Linked DNA regions of Homo sapiens: region 2 is linked to region 1. Evidence: chromatin loops called from intact Hi-C (ENCODE). Cell type or tissue: heart left ventricle. All regions are shown on one strand. Each heading gives the region's core, and the rest is flanking DNA. Links, peaks and the distances in the headings are about the cores only.

The links. A loop is a pair of places that touch in the nucleus more often than their neighbours do. Peaks named below come from ENCODE experiments on the same cell type or tissue, not always from the same donor. Only the 100,000 strongest peaks of a DNase experiment are listed, where the experiment ranks them.
Region 2: a loop joins it to region 1, with 2.3 times the contacts of the local background. A loop is called at or near these places in 3 of 110 quality-filtered maps.

What each region holds. Positions count from the first base shown.
Region 1 is chr2:191,837,911-191,841,910 of GRCh38, forward strand. All of the region lies in intron 1 of CAVIN2 (caveolae associated protein 2), which reads right to left. Among named protein-coding and RNA genes, the nearest start is that of CAVIN2-AS1, 6.6 kb to the right of the region's middle. In heart left ventricle, for the core only: a CTCF peak has its summit at 2,437; no DNase peak of the experiment used is centred there; H3K4me3 peaks cover 2,190 bases; H3K27ac peaks cover 3,177 bases.
Region 2 is chr2:191,998,165-192,015,380 of GRCh38, forward strand. TMEFF2 (transmembrane protein with EGF like and two follistatin like domains 2) reads right to left here. Exons shown (of 10, transcript NM_016192.4): 6 at 896-1,044; 7 at 98-157. All of the region lies in intron 1 of CAVIN2-AS1 (CAVIN2 and TMEFF2 antisense RNA 1), which reads left to right. Among named protein-coding and RNA genes, the nearest start is that of CAVIN2, 160 kb to the left of the region's middle. RefSeq lists a silencer at 4,359-4,611. In heart left ventricle, for the core only: no CTCF peak of the experiment used is centred there; no DNase peak of the experiment used is centred there.

The DNA of each region.
Region 1 (4,000 bases), core at 1-4,000:
CTCCTTGGGTCTCAGTTTCTTCCAGATATGAACAAGAGATTTGACCTAGATTAGCAGCTTTCATACTGCACTCCCAGGGGTACCAGGGGCTCTGCTGGAATGCCAGAGGGGGGCAAAGCTCCAGACCCCCCTGCCACCTCTCCTGCAACCAGAGCCTCAGGATTGCCTGATTATATCTAAGGCTGTTCAGTAAACTTTCAGTTTGAAAAATAACTGGATTTAGTGGATTTTAAAGTCTACCTGGGACTTAAACGTCATGCAAAGTTTATGTTAATGGCAAGAACTTCCCTTCTTGTTTTGTAATTTTGATTGACCGAAAAGATGAAAACATGCTTTAAGAGTGTCACTTTATATTTGATACAAAGACTAAATAAAGTTTAGATATTATACAGAAACTTAAAAAAACCCTCTCCTTGTTAACAACTGAATGGTAGAATTATGATATTCCTTGAAAAATACAACCCTGTGTCTCCCCTTATACACACTATACAGAGTCCTTTCCATAAATTGGTTAGAAACAAAGGGTAATGTCTTGTGTCGACGCAAAAAGCAGAAAAGTCCAATTAAATAGAATTCCTCGTTAGAGTGACGATATCATATATTGTGTTTCCCAAAACTCTCTCCACACTCTGCCATTTTGAATGTCATGGTTAAGTGTCCAGGCCATAGTAAAAGACAAAGTAAAAAAATAAATAAAAGGAGCATGGGACTGCCACAGGTTATTTATAACATGGCCTTTTACAAGCACTGCTTTCCCGTGTTTCAAGTTGCGGTTGCCTCTAGTTCCCCGGAGTGTACTCCCCATGAGGGCAGGGATTTTTGTCTCTTGTCCATGCTGTGTCCCAGCACCTAGAGCTCAACAGCTGCTTGTTAAATGAGTGCATGTTGGGTGAGGTGGCTTTCTAAGAACGCCCTGAGAGTGGCTGGAATGGAGATTGCCCCTCTTTTGGGCAGGCTTGAGGACTATAAAAGAACAAGTTCAGCTCTGTGTCTAGAAGGAAGTTTGCTGACTGCTGGTGCCATTGGGAAATCAAGAGAACCTAAGTCCCAATGGGGACAATGATCTCCATTTTTAAGGAAGGATTTTCTTTGCAGTGGATGGGTGTTACTAAAAGAGGGTTAGACAACTGAAATAGCTAAGGCTTGGATGCTTAGTCTAGAAGCAAAATTACTTCTGGGGTTTGACAAGAGGGTTGAGAAGGTTTGACAGGAGTTGCTTACAGGAAAGGAAGAAACCAAGAGATCAGTGAAATGTCATTAAAAGTCCTCAGTGAGGAAAGCAGAAATTCAGGCAGAAAACTGTAAAAATAATCCTTGGCTACCAGAGAAGAGGTACATTTTGCATAGTATAATCTCTCAGGGTAATCAAAGGTAGTAAGTTGTATAACTTCCCTTTATTTAATCCCAACAAAAGGTAGGCATATTAACTGAACTTCTAAAGGAATTAAACTAATAATATTACAGTTTTTCCTTAAATATACATTTTATTATTACAAAAGCATAGTTGCTGTTGAGTTTTAGACTCTTTCGATTCTTTTATCATGTATCTTTTGAGGACAGCTTTGAGGAAAGTTATTATAAGGTGAATCATATATGATCTGTGGTAGATACACACTGTGTATATGAATGGGTATTGGGGGAAGGTAGGAAACCCAATTGAACTCTTTTGTAAAATGCCAGGGAAATTATATGAGAGCTTTTTTGATGCCAGCTATAAAAATAAACCCAGCAGGAACAGAGATAATCCAGAATGAGTTGGATGTGTCTTTATGCAACTGGAAACAAGTGAGATATGTCTTCTTGGCTAACTGCTATGCTTCTGCTGTCATTTTAATTACACAAACAGGATTTAATGTTCTGTATATTGAACAGTGTTTATTTTGTGGCTTCTGATGGCATCTACTCTGAAGGTAAGCCCTTTCTTTTCACACAAAAATCTGTGAATGTCCAAGCACATGTAGCTCTTACCTTTCCATAATGTTTGTTTGGAAGCAGAAAAATACTGATACTTTTCAAAATTTCTGTTCTATAGTAAAACATGTGAGTGGTGTTTGACAGTGAAGTAACTCTTATGGTGGTGGAAACTCAGTCTAAACTTAAGATAATGGATGCTGGATAACTGCCCTCTCCTGAGGTGCCTAATCTCACCTGCACACGTGCCCTGTGCTCAAGCTCCCCCACACACCTCGTGGAAACACTTGATATTTCATATGCCTATAAGCAAGGTGACACTTCTGCCTTCAGCCTCCTGTTGTAGTGTTTCTGATTTGCTTTCTCTTACAGGTTGCAAGACTGATGACGATTTCAAGAGAGAAGATCAAGTACACATCCTCAATTCTGTCACTGCTTCCCTGCCCTAGTTACTTCTAGGTCTACTTAGGGTTCGTAGCTCCTGAAAATGGCACTAGGAATCCCTTGTGGGCTGCACTGCTTCCTTTGGTAGTTCTGCCCAGTAGAGGCCCCAAGAGAGCTGATTATTTACCCTTTGTTTTCAAAAAGGTCCTCAGCTCCCCTGATGCAGGTGTTCCCGGTTCTGACCTTTCACGAGAACCCTTAGGAGTTTTTCAAAGGAAGGGGAATAAAACAGCACACTTCAAACATATATGACTGATATGCTCACAGCATAAAAATGAATGGAAAGAACTGAAAAAGTAGCATTTCTCCTTGTACTTTAACTTGTTTGCTGTTCATATCGATCCTAGTGAACTAATAGTCCTATTTGTATCAACACAGACAAACTTGCTAACATGCTGGACACTTCTTGGTTTGAAGCTCATGGAAGCAAATCTTCTGTGTACATATCTAAATACCTAGATATGCACACCTTAACAGAAAAGAAGACTCTATGACTCTCCTTAGAAAGGAAATCATGGTAAGTCATTTAAAAGCTTGAATAAGGAGAGAAAAAACAACAGTTTGCTTTCCTGTCACTAACTCATCATTCCTGTTGGCAGAAGAAAATAACAAAGGATGTCATATTCCCACTGGGATGCAGTAGAATCCTGGAGGGATATGAAGACCATAAATTTGTGTCCATGGAATATTTTATCCAATAATCTCTAAATACTAGTTACTAAAATGAAACTGTGCCCACCTGACATTCTGATTTATAGGTCTCTTTTACACATTGATGGTTTTCTCCGATTTGTGTTTCTGAGGTATGGATTGCCAAGTGGATACAGTCATTGATTAGAACTGCACCCCTAAGGCAGCTGTCGGTGGAATCAGCAAGTCATAAGAATAAAATGCATTAGTTATAATCCCTGAGCAGTCTTTCACATTCTGGAGGATTTAAAAGTTTCATTATTTTTCAGTGTTATCAAGGGTTCAATTCTTTTTTAAGACACACTGGTTAGGTGTTCTTTGTTACAAATAAACACAAAACAAAACCAAACAAAAAAACCAAAGCACACTGAATTATTTAAAAGCTGATGTAGAAAACCCAGTAAACATGAACTTTACCAAGGTGGGATTATAGTGTTTGTTTTTACTCATTTTGCAATTCAATTCTATAATCTCTATTATTAATAATAAAATGAAACCTTGCTAGTCACTGTTTCTCAGGGCCTCTGTTTCTTTGACACAAAACGAAGTTAAACTGAACAATTATTAAGGTGCTTTCCAGCTCTAACATGTTTGATTCTGTGATGTTAACATAAACCCCACAAAAAGAATTAACAAATTACAGAGTTGATTCCATAGTGTACTGATACCAAATGTGTTTTGTTTTATGTAAGAATCAAAACTCTAGGACCTGAGTTGCATTGGAGAACATTTTTCATTCATTCAATTCAAATAGATATAGATTACAAAGCAGTGGAAGGGGCAGCATTTACTTGGAAGGGCTGCATCTGAAGGAGTCTAGTTTTTTTTTACATAAGAGTATGCAATGATTCTTTCTAAAAAATACCAGCAATAATCAGTTATTCACTTAAAGTGCCTGGGACAGTGCTCACATTCACTAAATGTAAATAATAACAATAAGAACTAATATTTTGTT
Region 2 (17,216 bases), core at 5,148-9,147, 170 kb after region 1:
TTGCAAGCTTCACTTTGGAATAAGTAGTAAACAACCATTTCCCAGGACTCTCTTTTAATAGAAGAGCTCACATTTTGTAGAAGAAAATATTATGTACCTGCATAATCTGTTCTTGCATAATGCCCATCTTCAGACTTAGTAGTTGTAGTTGTGTTATCTGTGTTAAAAAATTAACAATAAAAATTGATTAACTGCTTCCTAAATATCTAATATCAAACTTATATATTTCCTCCAACAATATCTTCATTGCAATTAAGGAATTTTTACAACTGTAGTTCTAAGCAACCTGCATCATACTAAGACAGATTTACAATGTCAATTTCTGTCTGAGAGCAAATAATAAAATGAAGAGAGCTTTCTAAAGTTTGGGAGAAGAAGAAGATTCACAATTATAACTGAGAAAAATTGGTCAAAGGAGTAACAAAACCTAAGAAAATGCTTGTTTCTGAACAAGAAAGAAAATAGAACATTCTAGTACCTCTTGCTTTTAAAAATGCATTTTAAATATTTGTACTGAATCAATACATAAAAATGAAGTGATTTGCTTTTAGTTTCAAGGATGTCTAATAAATTCTTAGATTCGTTTTAAAAATGTTTTTGAGTTTCTTTTTTCCCTTTGCAAGAAAATTGTCTGCTATCTTGTGAATATTGGCTTCTGTGTTTATGGCATTGTGACAATACAGTTCCATTGTATAGAGACAGATCTGGACGGTTGCTGAGAGCCCCTCAAAATCCTATAATCGACACAAATGCTACAGTAGACTCTACTATCCATTGTAAATAAGCACTGCATTTTGGAAATGGAATAGCTGCCTAATAAGGAGTTTTCTTCACTTTTCATTTTTGCACAAAGACTAAAATCATTCTTTGAAATGAATTTTGGTATGAACATTACCTTGACATCGACCCAAAGACATGACTTCAATTTTCTCCTGTTTCTGACACGATGCTTCTTTGATTTGGCATGCATTATCATAAGATTTCCCATCAGAAGCGCAGAGGGGATTGAAGTTGGTTTGAGAACAGTCAATATTACACACACACCTAAAAAAAGAGAGAAATAAAAACATGTAACATCAATAGTGTTGTTACCACATTATAAATAAAACACAAATGAAAGAATTGCTAAGTTGACAAAATGCAAGTTGGCAAAATTGAATTGTATCCTTCCAGGGAAGTTCCTTCACTTTTCTAACTGAGAAGAAAAGAAACACAGAACTAATGGAAAATAATTCAAACAACTGAGCAATGGATAAAAAATAAAAGGAAAAACTCAAAAATGATCATCAGTTAATTTCTGCCCTGGAACTTTTAAAACATGTACATAAATTTCCATGCTGATATCTGCAGAATATGAATAGGCTGAGGTCATGAAACTCTGCTTTAGAGTTTTCTTAAATTGAATCTTACTCTTCCTTCTTTTCTTGGGATATTTGAATGGTTAAAGCTTGTGGAAAACTGACTCAGAGGACAGTTCAGAGAAAGCAAACAAGTAAATTATTTGGCATGCAATCAGGAGTCGTATTTCTTTGGCATAAATAAGGACGCACATAAAATGTACTAAAAGGACCAATCTTCAATGGTCCTTAACATTTTGGGGGGGCCACAAAACCCTTTGGAAAAATGAAAGCTATAGATCTCTCCCCAGAAATATCCATATTCATATAAACAACCCTTCTGTATAAAATTTCAGGGTTGTCTTGGGCCCCTTTAAGCATATCCTATGAAACCCCTTCCGAGATATACACTACTATTTTTCTACCTCTCATTTTAAATAATAAAATAATAAATACAAGTTGATTGCCACTCATGATGTTAATATTTTTCTATAATCTAAATAAAAATTCAGTGATTTAATGAGAATTAGGTTACCTAAAGAAGAATTAAACATTTTCAAGAAAATTTTATATGATTGTTCCTATATCTTTACACTTCTCTATTTTATTATTCTGAATATTGTGTCTTGTGTGTTTTCTGGTGTATGTGTACAACCATGTTACAGCTTTAGAATATAAACTCATATTTTAAATTTTTATTAATATTTATGTTGTTTTTGTAAATAGATTATATGTTTCTCAAAGTCATGAAGCATACATTTTTACTTCTGTATATTTTACTGAGAGCTAGGCATACAATGGCAAGCAGGTTACTACATGCTAGACTCTCAACATGTATTGCTTTATTTAATCCTCACAACAGCTGTTTTACAGACCAAAGACATTACATAAGGTTAGACACTAGTAAATTGTGGAATAAGGTCCCACTCATAGATTTGTTAAGCTAAAACCCAACCCCCTCTCTCTAATACCACAGACTGTGTTATTAGAATCTCCTGGAGAACTTTTAAGTATACAGATTCATAAGCAGATTTCTGGGCTCCAGTAAATCTAGGGTAGCTTCTAACATTCTATATTCTTAAGTAGTCATCCTGGCACCAGACTCAATTCCTGGGAATCACTGCTTGATCAGTCTGTTGATTGAGAGAGGCTTTGTATACACACCAGTGCATCTCAGAGTGTAGTCCTTAGACCATCTGTGTCAGAATTACCTAGATTGCTGTTTAAAAATGCTGGCAGAAAATGTGCTAATGAACTTACTTATTTATTTATTTATTTTGTAAGAGAATTGCTGTAGGAATGCCTGGTTATTTTTACATTTACCTATTTAGGAACAAATAGCTACAACAGATGGCAACCATCTCTAAACACTTAACTCATTGAGGAGCGGTGTTCCTACCTTAGCTTTGATGTTGCCATGTGATCACAAGCTACTGGAACATGACATTGCTACCTCAGCTGATTCTTGGCATCTGAAAACCTGAGATCAGGAGCTGCCTACATGTTCAAAGAGCTTCTGGTTCTTATAGAGCGGATGTGGATAAGTGACTCTGTAGGCCAAGCCTTAATCATTGTATTAAATAAAAAAGGAGTGAGGAGGTTGACATTTGCATTTTTAAAAAGGTAGTTTCTTTTGCCTTCAAACCAGTTTAGATTCTGACTGTTGTTGTGTTAGACTCTAGGAATTATCTCCTTCAAGGTCTTCTATAAAGTTGTTTGTTAGCAACTGAAAAACAGAAAGGTATGTTCTGTCACTTGTCTACCTAAATGGTAAATTAGATAAGATATTAGGGCTTTGACGGTATATCCAAATTAAGTCCAAAGAAATTTAGAAATGTACACTATATATATATTTTACATTTTTATTAATATTTATGTTTTTGTAAATGTTTTGTAAATAGATTATATATATATACAGTGTACATTTCTAAATGTTTCAGTGAAAAAGTCACATATATATATAGACAGAAAGTAATTGGCAGTTCAGAAACCCATTTGATAGCATGACAAAATGGTGCAAAGGGAATAGAGATGGTGATATAGTTTGTCTGTGTCCCCACCTAAATTTCATCTTGAATTGTAGCTCCCATAATTCCTATGTGTTGTGGGAGCGACCTGGTGGGAGATAATTGAATCATGGGGGCAGGTATTTCCCTTGCTGTTCTCATGATAGTGAATAAGTCTCATGAGATCTGATGGTTTTATAAAGGGAAGTTTCCCTGCACAAGCTCTCTTCTCTTGTCTGCTGCCACACCTTTCACCTTCTGCCATGATTGTGAGGCCTCCCTACCCACGTGGAACTGTGAGTCCATTAAACCTCTTTCTTTTGTAAATTGCCCAGTCTTGGGTATGTCTTTATCAGTAGGGTGAAAACAGACTAATACAGACAGAAAGATAAAATTTGATTGAATTGGACTGGTTAGAATCAGTGTTTCACTGAAAAATTCACTTAAGCTTTAACACCAAATTGAACAATTGTGTGGGATATTTTACAAGATTCTCCAATTGGTGTATTTATTTATTTATTTATTTATTATTTTTCAGTTTGACTAATCTGATTTTGGTCCCACAGCTTTTCTGCTGCTGACATCCTTCCCCCTTTCCTTTCCTAGCATCGCTTGCTCAAGGCCTCCTTTTAAGATTTGTTTCCTCTCAAAATTCCTGGCTCTTGTTGCCTCAAATAAAGCCTTTCATGGAATGGCTAAGAAACAGGTATAGATGGTTGATGTTTTTATTCTCAGCCCAAGAGGAGGACATAGATTCATTCCTTGAGGTGAAAGTTTCCCTGGGATATAAGCTTCAGGAATGCATGGATTATATTGGTCTTTTTCTCAATTGCATATCCTCATCATTAACTTCCATCTTTGCTCCCTACTCTATATACTTGCATATATTAAATAAATGCAAGAGTACATTTTAAAAATACTTCCTGTGACTCTCAGCAATCACTGGAAATTGGAAATCTATGGAGAATATTTTTTTTTTTTTTGTGAATAAGTGGAAGAAACTTCAAAGATTTGCTAAAATGGCTTGAAAACAATAAGCTGGCCGGGCGTGGTGTCTCATGCCTGTAATCCCAGCACCCTGGGAGGCCAAGGTGGGCGGATCACCTGAGTTCAGCAGTTGGAGACCAGCCTGGCCGACACGGTGAAAGGCTGACTCTACTAAAAATACAAAAAGTAGTCAGATGTGCTGTTGGGCACCTGTAATCCCAGCTACTCAGGAGGCTGAGGCAGGAGAATCACTTGAACGGGGGAGGCGGAGGTTGCGGTGAGCTGAGATCCCACCACTACACTCCAGCCTGGGCAACAGAGTGGGACTCTGTTTCAAAAACAAAACAAAACAAAACACAAAAACGATGAAGCTTGGGGAAAAGGAAATGTTGTGACTGGATTACCAAGGACCTACCATTTCTATGTTTCCAAAAGACCAATAAACTCTGATTACATAATCATTATTTACTATATTCCATGTATATATGTCTATTAAGCTTATTCAGTCAGAAAAACATGCAGGATTCCAAGACCATGGTCTGAAACTCTAAGTCCATCTTGATCTCTATTTGCAGTGATTGAATTATCTTTGCAATCCCCAACCCGCCCAATATCTTGCACACATGAAACTTTCAATAACTACATGTTGGATAGCTAAATGAAATGAATGAATACACTAACAATTTTACATTCTTAAAGAAAGGTTGCTATTCTAAAAGTTACTATTACTATGCCCATCTTACAGATAAGAAAATTGAGACTTGGAGAAGTCTCACAGCTTGAAAATCGAAGAGCCTAAATTCAAATTTAGGCAGTCTGATGTCAGAGCCTGCCCTGTTCTACATACTGAAAGTACAAAGAAAGACAGACCCAAACTCCTATCACAGACCCAAATTCCTATCACTCTCTGATTAAAGGAATCCTTTGAGTAAATAGGATTTGAAAACCAAGGCTATGTCTACTCTTGGAATATGTCATGATTTTATGAATTTAAATCATATTGACTCTTGGTCCTTGTCTTCTCAAACAAGCAATCCAGACTTTTTGTGCATCACTGGGATATATCAGTGAATGTTAGTTTTAAGACATTGCAAATTAAAACCTGGTTTTAGAATTAGTAACTAATTTTATGGGCATTAGATTAACCTGACTATCTAAAGCATCAGTTGCTCAAAATATTTTATCCTTAAATAAAATGCTATATAAAGATCCACATGAAAACTAATATTTACACGCAAATACACATACACACAAACACACAAATGTATAGCTCAATGAACTCTACTGAAATTACAAAATTAGAGAGTTTTAGCATTAATTTTTTTCCAGGTGTCTGCTTCAAAACTTTCAAAGAGGAATTTGGGGAAGTTTACATTCATGGGGTAGAGGTGGTTTTGTGTGTTTATATGAGTGAAAAAATTTGTGTGTGTGTGTGGGGGGGGGGCTCACACTCACCTCCATGGTGCATTTACTGCATTGGTAATGCACCTGTTTACTTGTTTATACCTCTACTTTTCTGCAACCTTCTCAAGGGCAAGGTGTTTTACTTACCTTTGACATCCTGGTACCTAGTACAGTGCATTACAAACATCTTCAATAAATGGTTGTTGAATAAATTACTGAGAATGGCAGATGGTGTTGAAAGAGTTGAAAATATTCATTGTGCTATATATTAACACCTAGGAGAGATAACTTTGTGCTACTTGGCAGATGTGGGGTCTCCAAAGGAGAGGGGGTTCCTGAAGAACTAAGGCTCACTGTCCTCCTTTTATTTGTGTTTCCACAGACAAAGGAAACAGGAAACAAACAGTTAGTAATCTTGATGGCATCAAAGTCCAACTGGGGCAAGAAAATGTTTTCACCAGGCAGGCTACTACTTCTCATTTGTGGTATTTGGGTACAGTTTCAGGCACCAATATAATTTGAACATGATAGCAACTTGTCAGTTTATTGCTACATTAAACCACTGAAAAACATAAGGCTCTGATAAAAAGGTGACAGAAGAGCCAGGTTCAGTGGTGTATGCCTGTAGTCCCAGCCACTCAGGAGGCTGAGGCAGAAAGATCACTTGAGGTCAGGAATTTGAGAGCAACCTGGGCAAAATAGTGAGACCCCGTCTCTAAATAAATAATTAAAAATACGTTTTGAAGATTAAAAAAGAAAAAGAAAAAAGGTAGCAATTATCATATAATGTAATGGTGAAACTGCAGGTCACTTTACCAACTTATGTAAATTAATCAAGGGTTTTTCTTTCTGCAGAAATGAAAAGCACACGTTTTTGAAAACAGAAACTATCCCTTCACTGCTTTTGGCAAATAATTGCATTATTATTCATTCTGAGAGGAGTAACTAGTTAATTATAGCATGTCACAAGTATTTTATGTGAGCCAAAGATTTGTAAGGCTGAGGACTGCACGAATGCCTTTAAGGTTTTTTGTGTTTTCTTTTCTTTTCTTCTTCGTTTTTTCAACCTATCTCAGTCTTTTGACATTTTGACACTGCGATTACATAGATCTCTTTTCTTCTAGGCTACAAAGAAAAAGAATCAGCCTTACTCGAAAATAATAATTTCAGGGGTCTGTATGTGGTAATACTACCCTCTGAAAATCCTTCAAAGAAAATTAACATTGACTGAAAACCTTAGCTCTCTGAATTATAAGATAGAAGAGAAATAGGAAATAATTTTTAAAGACCACTTGATGGAGTAAGGAACTTAAATTATAGCAGTAAAAGGTAGCATTTGAGACAACTCACATACATTTGTAACTATCTCATCAATATTTTCGGGGGGTTTGACATTAATTTAATTCCCTGCCTCACTTGAAATGGCTCTTCCAAGGATGATCTGCAATGAGTTAAATAAGCTTCTCTGTGTATTTAGAAGTGCCTTGTCATCTGCCAGAGTGTGAGAATGCAGAACCTGGCAGCTAGCAAATTACATATTCATGTGTCTGGTTTGTGGCTGCCCTCTAATTTCACTAGATTTTGTTTCATCTATTAAACATGGCTGTCACTTATTCCTCTCCCAAGGTCTTTGACTTGGTGTCCATTCCGTATTTTGACCATACAATATTCCTAGTTAGTTTCAAAGCACCCAACTATACCGCAGTGAGGCTGGCTTTCTGGTTGTTTCGGACCTTAACTGTGGTTTTTTTGTTTCTCTTGAGGGTGTCTGTCTCTGGGGCCATTACGCAGACCCTCTCTGGCCTGGCCAGTAAATAAGGTCAGAGCTGCTGTCTGTGATCCCTGTCAGATCTGTAATGGATGAACTGCATTATATTAATAACAGTAAAAACAGTGTGTACCTTTCATTCAAGATGCTTATGATACTTTAAGCCCATTTACTCATTAACTCTCACATCACTCCTTTTGATGGAACTTGATTATAAGTATTTTATCTGTAAGGAAACTGCAGTGCAGGAATGACTGTGAGTTGTGAGAGAAAATGAGGTAAGAGATGTGAAAATGCATTGAAAAATTAAACCCTGTATTCAAAGGGTAGAAAAGCATTAACTGACTGGTAAGGCTAATAAGTCTCCCATGTCATTACTCAGGTCTCAGGTGACTTTTTTTTTTTTTTTTAACTTATAGTGGGCAATCCTTTTAGTTTTGAAATCTAGGAGGAATGAATAATGCCCTTCTCCAGAAACATTACCCAGGACTGCACTCAGGTTTTCCAGGGTGGCCAGGCTCATCTTGCACGTGGAAAAAGCTTAGTTGCCATTAGTATCGATCTCTTTATAAGGATGCAAAACATAGAAGTTGGCCCATTACATGGGGAAGGTCTTGGGAATACTGGTCCTCACTGATCAGAAATAGACTAGGACAACAAATAGCCAATCAGAGGAAAACTGAGCTGCGAAACTCTTGCCCTGGGTGGTCCCAGGACTTCCAAAAAACGGAATCACATTTTGAAGAGAGGGAACTATTGCTGGGAAAGAGACTGATGGCCACATATTGAAATAATGTCTAATTATAATAAAGACAGATGGAGAATGTGACTACAGGTTGGAACTTGGTATTAGACCTCTATTTAATGAGGCTTATTTACTAGCTGGATGGCACTGGGCTACTTCACTTTCCCAAGCTTTAGAATCCTCACCTGTGAAAATGGAGATAATGACTCAAGACTGTAGTCACTAAATGCATATCAACTGCTTAACAAAGTTTCTGAGAAGTTGTAATCAAATACATACTGTCCATCATTAACTTCTGGCTTTCAAATCCTGGATTTCAAATTCTGGATGCAGATCAAAATCTTCTGTGGCATACTTAAAAAAACCAGATGACTGGGTTGCAACTCAGAGATTCTCATTTAGGAGGTCTGGTGTGAGGCCTAGGTAGTCGCTGTTGTCAAAAATGCTACGGGTGATTCTGATGTGCAGACATGGTGAGTTGGAGTTATATTAGATACTCTTTCTCACCCTCTAAGACTAAGAGATTTTCCAGATTTACTGTATATAAGATTTATTGTGACAAATTTTGGTGCAATAATATCTGGAGGGGCATTCAGAAATCAGTATCTTAAAGCAAGTTAGCTCTTTCTGTGGGAGAAGGTTTGCATCCCCTATTGAGAAATCTCAGCTACTCTGACTCCAGCCACATCTTTTTTCCCTTTCCTATTCATTCCATTTTAAGAAATTTAATATTCTTGTTTAATGTACACTATTCAGTGACATGCTTTAAAAGGCTTTATTCATATGGCACATACTCCATGCAATGTGTTTGGTGTCAGATGAGAGGGACAGGTGATTAAACACACTGATCTAAAAAACATCAGTGGCAAAGCTGTCAGCAGAATTAATTTGCCAAGTAAAACCAAGACCAAGTGGCAGAAAAGGGGGTGAAATTATCATGAGGTTCCCCTGTGTCTGGCGCCTTGCTCCTACTTCCTTAAGACTCTTTTGTTTAATGCTCATAAGATAGGGAGGAGGAGGTGGAAAGTGAACTGTCTGGAAAGAAGAGTAGGATTTAGATGAAGAAGAGTGGTGGAGAGAATGCCTGGGGAAATGTATGGAGGAAGACAGTATACAGTGTGCTGGGAGGATCACAGATCAGTCTGATTAGAATGAACTCTTCCCATCCAATGTGGCTGAACACAACGCTCTAGACAGATTGCAAAGGGCCTCAATTCCAGTCCAAGGAGTGACCTTTATCTTCTGGGGAATGAGGAGGCCTGAAAGGTTTTTGAGCACAGTGTGATGAGAAGGTCAACATGATGAAAGCGGTGCTTTAGAAAGATGGCGCTAGCAGTAGAGTGCAGGCAGAGGGACTAGTTCCCAGGCTACTGCTGTTAGGTATAGAGACAAGGAAGGAAAGCCCCAGAGTGAGGCATTCACTATATGGAAGAAAAGGAAGAATCATTAGGGTTTGGTGGCTCGCTACTTAAGGCATATTGTAGTGAAGCACTAAGGCAAAAATGTCACCCCATGTCCTTCCTGCTCTACTCTTTCCTGCTTTTTTCCTGATCTGTACTACGTTCCAAACTAGAAACTTATTATAGGAGCTGCCAAGCTCAGGGAGGGAGGCAGCTGTGTGTGTGACTCAGGAAAGCTTTCTTTCCTCATAGGGAGAGTTTTCTGCCCTCACTATTGGGACAGAAGCAAACAGGCTTCTATCACAACAGTGACAGCATGCAAGCACCCTTAACTACAGCTGAAGGAGAATAATGCCTTGTATTAATGTATACTCTGCCTGGTTCCAGGGTTGATTTAAAATGACTGAAACAAAACCACAGGGGCAGCAGAGACTTATTAACGCCCACTGTGTTAGTGAGCAAACAAGGCTCCTTTCGAGGCAGAAGTTGCTCCCACGTCCCTCTTCAGTGCATATGATAGATGGAAGCAGGATTTAATTCTCCATCCATTGTCATAGGTCACGATTGCCTTTTCCTCAGGATTATTCTTTCTTTTTAGAAGTAGCTGCATTTACATCTTAAAATACTCAAAGCAAACAATTCTTCCTCATGTACGTTTTTAAAAGTATCTTGAAGCAAAATTCCTCATTAGCATCATGTGTATGTGCTTGCTCATTAAGCTGGAAAACATATTCAATAACCAAGGGTAACTTCATGATCACAGAGAAGTGCGGTCGCTCCGACTGGATGGGTCTTTATACACACCTGAGTCAGGAAGCATGAAAACCCCAGAATAAAAAGTTGGAAGGAAAAACAATACAATAAAGTTACTTAAAAAAATCACTTTTGAATCATGTGGTAGACTAGATTCCCACTTGCTGCATTCTGTCATTATCATATTGAACGTTTAAGCACATTCCCAAGCGCCAGGATTCCCACACCCACTTTAGTGATCGGGGTGGCTTCATGTTTGTGTTTTACCAACTGGCCCTCTGTTATGCTTTCACTTGACAAAAGGCTTTTAGGAGTAAATGTGTATGAACATCATTACAGTTTAGATTTCCCACGAAACTGCAATTTCACATCATGCCCTTGGATTTTATCCATGAAAGATAAGAAACAACAGACAAATTACAGCTTTGCATTCTGGTAAAGTTGCTAGTTTGAAAATAATTGGCCACTACATTGTTCAGGTGGCTTTTATTTGTTTGGCTTATGTTTGTTTATCTTATTGTAAGAACACTCATGATAATTATTTTCAGAGAACACAAGGTAGTCCTACCTGGTGATATGGCACATCTCCTTTTATTAGATAATCGAGTCAGTTATAAGATCTTTTGTATTTTCCTTTGGTCTTGGCTCTCAGGGAGCTCAGAGATAAGCAGTGAGTAAGTGTGTGTGATTGTGCGTGTGTGTATATAAAATGAAGGACAGGTGGTATATGAAAACAACAAATCCTCAATTTCACAAGTTTCAATAGATTTTTTCATCTTATGATATAAAGGTAGGAAAATAAGGTGACATTTGTGCACTTGCAACAAATCATCATGGAATTAATTCTTAGTGTTTTTGTAACATGTTATTTCCCAATTGATGTTTGCTAAAGATTATACTGCTATAATTGAGTATAAAAATAAAGTACTAATGAAATCATGCTGGTATTAACTCTTCATAATTAGAACTGATACCAAATGTTTATCCTTCATGATTATATCAATCTTTTACTTACTGATTTTGGGGTCAATTTACTTTAAATTTACTTTAAAAAATAATATTTAATACATATTATACCATGCTATAATAAATATCATATTTGAATGAAGACAAATATAATAGAAATATTTATAGGAGTACTGTACTTGAAACCTGGAAAGAGAAGACGGGAAATATGATTAAGGTAGGAGAACACCTTAATTTTATCTGTAATATTATGGTTCTTAAGATCAAAAGCAAATATGCTAAATGTTTGCATCTGTTCAAATTAGGTGGTAGAGCACAAGTATTATATTACTTTTAATATTTTCAAAACACTGTACTTTATCATTTAAAATAAAAATATTAGTTTTGACATTTTGCTTAAAAATGTTTAAATTATCAACCTTGGTAAATAGTTTTTGCATGATTTTGATCAGGAAAGTTTATTTCTAAGTTGTTTAAACAAACTTTGAAAAAGAAATATGTGCATGGAGACATTCCACTGGACCAAGATAATGTTTCTTTGTAAACAACTATTTGAGTTTGTGTCTGTATAAAAGCGACTTTCAAGCAGAGTTTATCATATGAAGGGAATCATCTCTCTCTTTGTCCTCATCTTATGTGTTTGTCCACTAAAATGTTAAACTCAAAAACACATGGTGGCATTTTAGTTTACAGGCTCAAACCAGCCGTTCCTCACTGACTTCCTGCAGTATTGCCGGTGAGTTCTGATTGCTCCGAGAGAGGACTGTGTGGTCAGAAATAGTTGTGAGCTATTCTGAAACTCTTGCGATGAAGGACTTTAAGTAGAAATATTTCAACATTTTGCCTTGAAATAAAAATGCTTCTGAGTTTCTCAAAAATATTAAGCTTTAAAAAGTAAGAAAGGAAAGGATCTGTGAGTACCCTCCTAGAGTGAACCCCAGGTAAGGTCCTCTGGTCAAAGGTGTTTGGAGGTCTGCAGCTATTACTGCCACTTTTTTTTCCCCCCACTGAGGCATATACCTTTTAGTTTACCATAGATCTCATTTAATTCAATTGAATCACATAAGTGTAGCTGAGCACCTACTTGGTACCAGGTACTAGGCTGAACATCAGAGACAAAGATGATGCTTGTGATTACGGTTGGCAACAGAGATCACAACAGAAGGAGGAAAACAAATATTCATAAAACAGAGTCATCAGAGCTTGGGCTTGTTAGCATGAAAATGTATTTTGCTATCACTGAGCAGTAATAACTACTTACACCTGGCGGGTACAAAAAAGCTTTCACGGAGGATGTGATGCTTAAGCTGGAACTTGGAAAAGGAGTAGAATTTCAGCAGGTGGTCTCCCTGGTGCCTTCTAACAAGAGGACATGTAAATCCTTTCTCCACTGAGGATTTCCCCCTAACAGTGTCATTCTCATCCCAGATAAGTCAAGTAACTCAGAATTGTATTTTAACCTAAATCTATCATTCACTCAAAAGCATTTTTTAGGTACTGATAATGGGCTGAATTCCTCATTGCAAGATTCATGGGTCTATGTATTTTTCACTAAACTGTGTGAAGAAAACGGGTTGGAGATTAAGTGACTATAGCTACAGATAAAGAAGGAACAAAGAACCTAGGAGCATCCACCCCAGGAAGGAAGCATTCCCCAATGATAAAGAGCATAGTTGGAACCCTGGACACTTACAAATCACTGAATAATTTACTGATTGGAAGGACATTAAAGAAATGCTGAAAAATCAAACAGGAATCCTCATTAATCCATTCATTCACTCAACCATTCTATGTGGAGTGGCTACTCTGTGCAAAACACTGTGCTAGGGGTCAGGGAAGGCAGAGGAACTTGCTAAATTCACGTAGCAAAGGATCCAGCAGAGAAGAATCAGCAAAGACTGCAAGGGTGGTAGGAAGACAAGAATGAGCTGGATAAACAATTGATATTATTCTTAAGCCTGAGTGTACAAAATGGTTTTGCTCTTGGCTTCATCTCAGAAGACTTTTTAAGCTGCATAAACAAATGTAGACTTTTCTTTCAATAATAGTAAGTGGATGCTACAGGAATATAATATGTTTTTTTAAATGGGTGTTTTGAATTACTTCTAAGAGGAAATATCATTTTTATGAAACCAACAAGCTATTGACAAACATTAGACTTATCAGTTATTACCTGAAATTTGGCAGTATTTTAATTACTGTAATTTGTTTGGTCAATGTATATATTATATATAGTGTGTAAGAGAGATCTGATTCATCTTTACCCAGTCTAGTCATCCATTTTATACATTGTCAGTCTTCTATTTTAAGCAAGCTCAGTTATAAACTCTAAATTCAAAATATTTTTTATTTTTACATATTATCTTTTTTTTTTGAGACAGCGTCTCGCTCTGTCATCCAGGCTGGAGTGCAGTGGCGCAGTCTCCGCTTACTGCAAGCTCTGCCTCCCAAGTTCTCGCCATTCTCCTGCCTCAGCCTCTCGAGTAGCTGGGACTATAGGCGCCCACGACCTCGCCCGGCCCACCACCAGGCCCGGCTAATTTTTTGTATTTTTAGTAGAGACCAGGGTTCACTGTGTTAGCCAGGATGGTCTCAATCTCCTGACCTCGTGATCCACCCGCCTCGGCCTCCCAAAGTGCTGGGATTACAGGCGTGAGCCACTGCGCCTGGCCTACATATTATCTTTTATCTTGTTTTCAAAATAAATATCTTTAAGTGTCACACTATATATGGACATAGCATAAAACATAAATTCTGTTTAAATAAGTTAGCTTATAGTTGATTACAATTTAAAATCACTGGGTGATAACTTTTGTTGTGTCTCTGAATAGTATGTGTTCTATACCTTTGTCACTGACATAAGGTCTACTGAGACTTGACAGTTATCAGGCAGGCAGATTTGGAGCATGCTTAGATAGATTATCATCACACACATATCAAGGTACAATGGGACCTGGGCCAACAAACCATGCAGGATACTTTCATTATTCATCCAAATGTTGTATTAGCTAGGGGCCCCTTCACAGGAGTTGAAGTTTAAGCTTATGTTTTCCTTGATAAAATGCTAGCCCCTAAATAAATGAACTAGTTTGTTCTCTAATTTAGGATTTTTTTTCCTAATCGGCAAAAGTACTTTTAAAATGTAAAGTTCTAATCAAAAGTAACAGAATATAATTAAAAATATGTAAAATATTTAGAAAGAAATGTGATGACTTTAACTTTGTATCATACTCATAGATTACAGAGTCACTTGGATCACAAAATACTCATTATAATGTTAGGAAAAATTACCAGTATATAAATTGGAATACAAAGGTATAGAAAAATTAGTAAAAATGTATACAAATTAAAAATACTCCTCCTTGATTATAGAAAAACCTAGAGGCTAGTCCACAATTAGGATACTAAGATGCTCAGGATATAAAAAACAGCAAAAGATAAGTCCATATGTATAAATTACCAGGGAAATAAGAGAGTTTCTGAATTGCTCTCCCATTTCTACTTGCCTTTCCTCAAGTCAGTTCATGCTGCAGCTAGGGCAATGCCTTTAAAATGTAAATGAGAATCAGTCCCTTGCTCAAAATCTAGCAAAGGCTTCCTTCCCCTGGACCTTAGAATAAAACTTGTAGTCCTTACCGTGGTTCATGAGGCCCTGTGTGATCCGGCTCTTGACTACCTATGCCATTTTATTTCTGATCAATCTTATACACTCTTTCCGTGCTCCAACCACACTAGACTTTTACTGCTCCTCCAACATGCCACATGCTTCTGCCACCAGCACTTTTCACTTGCTGTTCCCTCTGCCTGGAATGTCCTAATCTCAGATACTTGCATGGCTCAAATATTACTTTTCTAACAAACCTACCCTGAGTGCCCTATCTAACACAGCACCTATTTCCTCTCTGAATCATGGTATATTACATACTTTTTTTTTTTTTTTGAGACAGTCTCGCTCTATCCCCCAGGCTGTAGCGCAGTGGCACAATCTCACTGCACTGTAACCTCCGCCTCCTGGGTTCAAGCGATTCTCATGCCTCAGCCTCCAAGTAGCTGGAATTACAGGCGCCCACCACCATGCCCAGCTAATTTTTCTATTTTTAGTAGAGACAGGGTTTCGCTATGTTGACCAGGCTAGTCTCAAACTCCTGACCTCAGGCGATCCGCCCGCCTTGGCCTCCCAAAGTGCTGGGATTTACAGGCATGAACCACTGCACCTGGCCCATACTTGATTTTTTTAATTGTCTGTTTTCTTCACTAGAATGTACACTTACACATAGAAAGTGACCTTGTCTGCTTTGTTCAGTGTTGTACTCTTCACAACTAGAACAATGGTTGATGCAAAATAGGCACTCAATAAATATTTGTTGAAAAAATGAATAAGTAAATGAATACATTCTGAATTTAAAATATGCTTATATTTCAGTGATCTAGACATAAAGTTTAGATTCAAATTACATGTTAATTAGATCAATGCATATTGTTTTGCTCCAATTATCAAAAAGTATTAGTTCATTTATACATATGATAAATATTTGTTAATTTTTGTTAAATGACTAGCTCATAGTGGATGTGCAATAGATATTTGTTGAATAAATGGAGTACCTACCATGTACAGGTTATTAGACATTTTGGTATTTAATTACCAAACAATGGTCCAAATAGTCCTATTAGGTAGAACAGGTTATTTTAAACATGATGATGAATTTTGTGCCCTAATGATCAGTCTTCAGTAATCAATGTGAACGGTAAAGGTCCCCAGAGTTTGAGAGCCCTAGGCTACATGCAGTGCATACAATTAGCCTTTTCACTATCTATATACATTCTTAGTATTAAAATCCATATTATATAATTTTCATATTTTTTCATTGTCATGCCCAAAATGCTTTAGATTCTCTGTCTGAATCTCCTTATTCTGAACAAAAACTCAATCAGCCTTTTCTTTCAATGGTTAGTTAATCTGTACCAATCTTTGTTGTTAGTATCCTTAAGATCACCTATCCTTCAAAATATGACTCAATATTTATTCCAGAGGTGGAAAATGATTGAAGGTTACTGTCTGCTGTAAGCCTTTCCCAACTGAGCAGTTTCTTCTTTAGGCAATTCAGTATGTGTCTAATTTAAGTAATTTGATCATTTGATTATTCTGATCTGACTTCCGATTATACTTGCATCAAGACATCTATTTCATTTCAAAGATGCAGGGACAGCTACTGAGAAAGCAAATAAACTTGGGCCTGTTTTGGTTGAAACTACTTTCTGTGGGTTCAAAAGTTTAGGTAGAACAAGAGGAAAAATGAGTATCAATGTATTACTTATGCAACTATTATTAAATCATGAACTACAACAGAAGGATGTTAAATATTACATAAATACTTTGAAGTGAAAGATGTTGCCTTTTCACAGGCAATGTTTTTATTTTGACTATGATTTCCAGAGCCTAGTACTCATAAGGCATCTTTGCAGTAAATGTAGTTAATAAGGCAAGCAACTGCAAAGCGGATAATACCTCCCTTTGCATACTTAAAGAGACTTCTTAGGCAGCAATGTTCTTCTGCCTTTCTGATACACATGTTCTGCCTGGGGAGACAGCATGCTGTTAGGTTTGTGCCTAGTTAACATTAGGGATTGGGCTGTATCTTGATATATAAGGTTTAGGCTAAACAAAGATTTATAAAAATTGAATCTAAAGATGATAACTGTGACTTGTCATTGGAATATTTTTATTGACAGAGGGACATTAAAATGGTTCAATGGCATTCTAGAGGCTATCACTGAAGCTTTTTTTTTTTTTTTTTTTTTTTTGCCAGTCTGGTAATGACTAAAATGTATACAGGGTTTTAGATGCTCATT